2 separate regions of the Homo sapiens genome follow, and region 1 is linked to region 2. The links are chromatin contacts, found by Hi-C or POLR2A ChIA-PET in ENCODE. All regions are on one chromosome and are shown on one strand. Each heading gives the region's core, a stretch centred on a gene start or an enhancer-like site at or near the end of the contact. The rest is flanking DNA. Distances are from core to core; before and after follow the strand shown. Region 1 holds the start of GRK6 (G protein-coupled receptor kinase 6). Region 2 holds the start of FGFR4 (fibroblast growth factor receptor 4).

Region 1 (3,278 bases), core at 362-2,861, 340 kb before region 2:
AGCAGGCCTGAGGCCTTAACTGGCTACAGCCCTAGGGAAGAAGGCCTGTTTCGGCCCTCCCCACCCCTCCTCCCTGGCTGGTTGGATGACGAGGCAGAACAGAATCGGCAGATGCCCCCAGAGGCTGGGAGGAAGGCCTAGCCCATGGGCTCGATAAGGGACAGGGGATAAGACAGGCTCCCCAGGCAATGAGGACCCAGCCTGCCATGCCATTTCTGGGCTGCACCTCGCCAGAGCACTTGGTGGGCACGGGGTGCCAGGTGTAGCACCCAGCTGAAAGTTCCTCTGGGCTTCCTATAGACTGTGCCGGTCATCCTGTGTCTTAGGCCCGAGTCAATCACAATCTTGCTGTGTGACTGATGCTAATCCCTGGTTTGAGCCTCAGCTTCCCACATGTAAAATATGGTAGAAAGGTGAAGCAGATGACTTTTTAAGCCTGGAAGCCCAGCAAAGGGTGGAAAAACTGTCACAATCTCCCTCCTTGCCCTGGAGTTCCAAAAAGATGGGTCTTGTTTACTGCTGCTTCCCCAGCACCCTGGAAAAGGTGGGGCAGAGTGGGTGGTCAGTGATCATGTTACTGAGGTGGAGTGTGGCAGGTGGGGGCAGACTGACCACAAGGCAGTGAGGACCCGATCTGGTCCTTCTGTGTCTCCCAGGACCTGCACAGAGCAAGTGCCTGATAACATCTGGGGTGGGAGCCACGAGGAGCTACACACACACTCGGTCCACCAGACTGGTTTCCCCAGCCAGACCTCTGAGCTTACAATACTGACAGAGCAGCATGCTCTGCTCCCACTTCTTTCTGTGTCCGCTAGCCCCACTAGACCATGGGCTCCCTGAGGGCAAATATCCATTCACCTCTGCCCTCAGTGTCCTGAGGCACGGAGCAAGTGGCAGTCCTATAAGTAGCATTTGTGGCCAGGAGTTTCCCCAAGTCAGGTGGGCTGTGCTACGCAGAGGGTCCGTTTATTCATTCTCCAGCTTTACCTATCGCCAACTTTGCGCGGGATTAGGCTAGGGTGCTGGGGTCTGGGCCCCTGGCACGTGGGGCATCTTTACACCTCTCCCCTGGAGGAGGCTTGCCTCTCAGACAGGCTCTCCTGGGGCTCCGGTCCCACCCTTCCCTCTTCGTCTCACCTTCTTTCACTCCTTCACCCCCACCCGCCGCGAGGGCGGCGGCCTGACCCCCGCCCCTTCCTGGGCCCCGAATCCCGGGGGCAGGTGCGGAGGAGGAAGACGACGGGCCGGAAAGGCTCGTGTCTGGGCGGGGTGTAAGGCGCAGGGCCCGCGGGCCTAGGGGATCCGACGGCTGGGTAGCCCTGCGGAGCTCAGACGCAGCGCACTCGCGCTCCACGCACCCGGGCCCGGCCGCCCACCCGGCCGCCTCACCTTCCCGGGCCTTGAGTAGCACCGTGTTCGCTACGATGTTCTCGAGCTCCATGGGCTGTGGCGCCGCCTGGCCCGCCGGGCCGCGCCGCCGGCCGGGATCGCGCGCGAGTGCCGAGGCCGGATGGCGATCGGCGCGGCTCGGCGCGGCTCGGCTCGGCTCGCAGTGACCGCGCCGCGGCCTCCCCGGCCTCCCCGGCCGCCGCAGCCAGCCGCGCACTCTCCGCCCCCTCCCGGGGGCCACCCCGGCGCTGGCCCGCCCTGCCCCGCCCTCTGTTTACCTCATTTGACCAATCACCGGGCAGAAGCTCCCCGCGCCGTCTTCCCATTAGTCTTCCTCTTCATTTTTTCCCCCGCCCCCCCAGCTGGGGACTCGCTCAAAGAAGTACGGGGGCGGGACCAATCACGTCACCTCTTCCTGGTTGGTCTGAGGGCGGGGTTCAGCCCCTAGGTTCGAATTTCTAGGCTTTCGTAGGATACCAAACTGCCAATTAGGGCCGAGCCCTCAGCCGGGACAATGGAGGTGGGTACTCTGGGGCACGCCCAGGAGGCCGAATATGTGATTGGGTGAAGAAGACGTCCGTCATCTCAAGTACTGCATTTTGATTGGGTCGTCGCCTGAAGGTGTGGCCCGGCGGCCTTTGGCTCGCAGACGGCTTTTCTAGGGTTTTGTCGGGGACGCGCTCCGTATCCTGGGCCTCCTGCGGGCTGGCAGCGAGTTTGTTTGGTCCACTTGTGTGGCCGTATTCCCTTGGGTCGGCCCCAATCAGGAGGGCGCACATCGAAAGAGGGAGAGACAGGGAGGAGGCTGCGGCCTCGCAGCCGTTCCCCGACCTCTTGCCCGGTCGCCGCAGGCGCCCCGCCCAGCCCCCGCAGCCGGATGTTGTGATTTCTCTCCACCCACTCGGCCTCGCCTTCCCTCGGCCTCTGCCGCCTTATAAGGCAGCGCTACCACCCCTAGACCTCGGGATGAGTTCACACCCATTATACAGGTGGGGAGCTGAGGCGCCGGACGTCAAGTGGCTGGCTCCAGCCCGAAGACTACGGAGAAAACAAGGCTGAAATCTTACAGCTAATCAACACCTTGTAGCTTAACACCCCGCTTCCTCCACCCCCTACTTCACGCAGCAGGAAACAGGCTTGCCCAAACTCCGCGAGTAAGGCAGAGCCGGATCCATCTAGGCTTCTCTAGTTCCTATGCATTCATTCATCCGAAAATACAGAGCAACACCTCTGTGCCAGGCACCAAGCCAGGTGCTGGAGAACACAGTGATGGCAGCAAGATAGCCAGGCTCCCTGCTTACTTGCTAGAAGTGGAGGGAGCAAGTGAGGGCAGGGTGAGATAAAGGTAATTATTCTGTAAATAAACAAATAGATGGTTTCAGAGAGTGACAACTGCTCTTCGGACGTTAAGAGAGTGTGTGACACTCTCAGGGTGTGACATTTGAGCGGATCCAGTAGAAGCAACAGCAAACGCAGAGGCTCTAAGCCAGACTAAGTGGTGTGTTCAGGGAATAGGAGAAGGCGTCCGCAGCTTCTGGGCCCAGTGGTCTGAGATGAGACAGAAGGAGCAAAGGCACTAGCTAGGTCATGGAGGACTGTGAACACGTCCAGGAGGCTGAAGTGTTTTTGCTAAGTGAAATGTGAAACATTTGAAAGAATGATTTATATTTTAAAAATATCACTCTGGTGGATTCCTAGGGGGCCAAGAGTGGAAGCAGAGCAGTCAGGAGTTTACAGAATTCCAGTAAAGAGATGGTGGTGGCCTGGACCTACAAGGTGGCAATAGAGACGGAGAAAAGTGGATGGATCTAGGATCTAGGGAGTTAAGTACCTTAAAAGAGGGAAACCCTCCTGGCTAATGCGGTGAAACCCCGTCTCTACTAAAAATA
Region 2 (3,014 bases), core at 75-2,574:
CTACTAAAAATACAAAAAATTAGCCGGGCGCGGTGGCGGGCGCCTGTAGTCCCAGCTACTCGGGAGGCTGAGGCAGGAGAATGGCGCGAACCCGGGAGGCGGAGCTTGCAGTGAGCCGAGATCGCGCCACTGCACTCCAGCCTGGGCGACAGAGTGAGACTCCGTCTCAAAAAAAACAAAATAAAAAAATAAAATAAAATAAAAAAACAAACAAAAAAACCTGCAAGTCTGCCATGTCATGCCCCCCAGCTTGCAAGCCCTTAATGGCTACCTGTGCCCAGCAGGATCCAGCTCAACATCCTAGGGCTCCCTCTCTGCCGCTGCCTATCTCTTTGGTCACACCGTCTGCCCCTTCAGGAGCGCTGAAGCCATTGGCTTTCAAAACTGGGCACATGTGCTCTCTTGCCCATCCCTCTGTGCCCCTCATTGCTCTTCTCTACCTGACTCAGATACTGCTGTCTCTGGCCCACCTCAACTCTCGAATCCAGTCGGATCCTCCTTGGTAAAACTCCCTACCAAGCTCGGCTTGGCAGGGAGGGCAGCTCTTTGGGTACACAGCTTGGGCTGGGAGTGGGTGGGGAGGCCCGGGGAGTTTATTCCTACCCCAGGCTGCCCTGATATCAGAGTCCTTAGTCGAGTCACCCATGGCTGCTGACCGCTGACCGACCACCCCCCACGTGGGAATGGAGGGCCTGCCTTAGGCATCAGACAGTCCTGGGTTCTCCTTCAGCCTCCCGCACTCGCGCTGGAGGCCCCCGGGCACTAAGTGACTGAACTTTTCGGGGCCTCAGGTCCCTCATCTCTGCCGCCGGCGCGAAGACAGCCGCAGGGACAAGCGCGCTTGTCCTCCCCCACCCTTGCCGGGCCAGCCTGGGGGGAGGTGCGAATCAATGGGTCCCGAGGGTAGCTGCACAGGGCCAGCCTGCCCCCGCCTCGGTGGGCAATGAGTAACCAGCTCCGCGGCCGGGGTGCTCTTTGGACGGAGCGGGACAAAAGGCCCTGTGTGCACTGCGGGTTACTGATTTACCGCCCCCTCCACCCCCTGCCGCCCGGCGGACGCCCAGGTCCCCTGCGCCGGGAGGGGCAGTCCCCGTAGCCCCGCCGCCTCTCGCCCCCTGGCGGCTGGGAGCGCAGCCCGGGCCCACAAGGGTTCCGGCTCACCTCGAGCCTGCGTGACTCCGCGCCCAGCACAGGGTCCTGCTCACCTGGCTCCTCCTCACCTGGCTCCTCCGCCGCCTCACTCCCAGCTCCAGCCGGCCGCGACCCCTGCACGCGGCAGGGTCCGCAGACAGCCCGAGCGCTCCTCGGCCGGGAGCGAGGAATGTACCCGCGACGGCGGCGTGGCCGCGAGCGGCCCACCTCCTGTCCCACCCCGCCCCTCGGGCCCGCCCCCTCCTGCTCGGGCCCGCCCCTCCTTCCACGCCCCCCCCCCCCCCACCCGGGCCCGCCCACCTCCTGCCACACCCCCTCGGGCCCGCCCCGCCTAGACCAGCTCGAGCCGGAGAGAGGTGTGGCCAGGGGTGGCCAAGATCCCCGCCCACCTGGAGAGCCCCGCCCCCGACCCAGTCAGCCCACTCCCGGGACCCCGCCCCAGCCTATACACACACCCCTACACGCAACCCCCCTATACACACCCCATTCAGGCTCCGCCTCTTTCGCCCCACCCAGGCCCCAGGCCAGGCTCCTAAATTCTAGTCTACTACCCAGCTCTACTCCTTGCTTTTCACCCTTCAGGGAATGCCTGGCTCCCCTGTCTTCTGCGCAGTGCCGTGCAGCGGATAGGAGAACCCCTTCCTTCTGCTCCCTCATTTGTTCCCTGCGCAACCTGCGGAGTGATACTTACAACACAAATCTGACTGTGTCAGCCACTCCCTTAAATTTTCCTATAGATTCCCATAGCTCTTTATACATAGATTGCCATGACCCACGCCTCCTGGCTCCCACCCTGCTACTCCTGGGCAGTTTCACGTACCATTCTCTCTTCCTGGAATGGCCCTTGGTCTGGTTAATTTCATATTATTCTCAGCTCACTTCCTTCAGGAAGCCCTCTGGACTTGCAAGCTCCTCTTAGATGACGTCTCTACTGTGAGGATGGAGAAAGAAACAGGGTGAAGTGGTTCAGAGCACAGACTACAGGGCTGGACGTCATAGGCCCAGCTCTCAGCACCATCACACAAGGCCTCAGTCTTCACTGTCCTTTCAGTAAAACAGGCAAATGATAGTCTCACCCACAAGAGGTTGTTGCAAAAAGTAGACATGTTAGCAGTATGTGTAAGCCTGGCATGCAGCGCTTGCTTTGTAATACTAGCTGTAATTATTTAGGACCTGTTATTTCTTCAGCACGCTTGCCAGAATTGTAACTGAACAGTTAATTATGTAAATAGCTGTGGAATGGCCGGGCACAATGACGGGTGCCTGTAGTTCTAGTTACTAGGAGACTGAGGTAGGAGGACAGCTTGAATTCAGGAGTGTGAGGCCAGCCCTGGCAACATAGTTGCCCTGTCTCTATTTTTCAGTAGAGGAACTGTGTCCTCAGACCTCACCATTAGAGTTCAAGTGTCTGGCATACAGTAGGTGCTCCCAGATAGCTCCGTGCCCACCTGGCTCATGTTTGCCTCACCTGTAAGCACTTCTCTCCTGAGCATCTAGACTGTGGCCAAACCAGGAGGCCAGGCAGCCTCTGATCTCTGCCCATCCCTCACCTGAATCTCAAGCCTTCTCCTTCTCTTAAGGCACCTTGAGAGGAAGGGAAATGGGCTGGGTGCACCTGTGGTCCCAGCTACTTGGGAGGCTGAGGCCAGAGGATTGCTTGAGCCCAGGAAGTCGAGGCAGCAGTGAGCCGTGATCGCTCCACTGCACTGTAGCCTGGGCAACAGGCTATGGAGCGAGACCCTGTCTGAGGCTCAGGTCCTGGTTGTCCCCTCTAGCTAGTGTAGACCCTGTCTTAAGAAGCAACTTCCTTTCTCATTGTTACGCAGGCAAGTCTAGTTCTTTCCACCCTCACTCCCAAAGGG

What was found. A loop is a pair of places that touch in the nucleus more often than their neighbours do. ChIA-PET counts read pairs that join two places held with the same protein, here RNA polymerase II (POLR2A). Pooled maps may share reads with other maps.
Region 1: a loop to region 2 is called in a map of naive thymus-derived CD4-positive, alpha-beta T cell, with 31 times the contacts of the local background. The contact joins the promoter of GRK6 here to the promoter of FGFR4 in region 2. A Hi-C loop is called at or near these places in 1 of 168 maps with a recorded cell type or tissue (naive thymus-derived CD4-positive, alpha-beta T cell), 1 of 37 single-sample maps with no recorded cell type and 4 of 50 pooled maps. POLR2A ChIA-PET finds 5 or more read pairs at or near these places in 1 of 52 experiments (Panc1).

The regions. Positions count from the first base shown.
Region 1 is chr5:177,425,009-177,428,286 of GRCh38, reverse strand. GRK6 (G protein-coupled receptor kinase 6) reads right to left here and starts at 1,611. Exons shown (of 16, transcript NM_001004106.3): 1 at 1,390-1,611. The coding sequence starts at 1,441. RefSeq lists a silencer at 1,038-1,687 and enhancers at 1,398-1,937, 2,358-2,527.
Region 2 is chr5:177,085,225-177,088,238 of GRCh38, reverse strand. It overlaps FGFR4 (fibroblast growth factor receptor 4), which reads right to left and starts at 1,324. Exons shown (of 18, transcript NM_213647.3): 1 at 1,162-1,324. RefSeq lists an enhancer at 808-1,258, silencers at 954-1,413, 1,664-1,713 and a promoter at 1,224-1,443.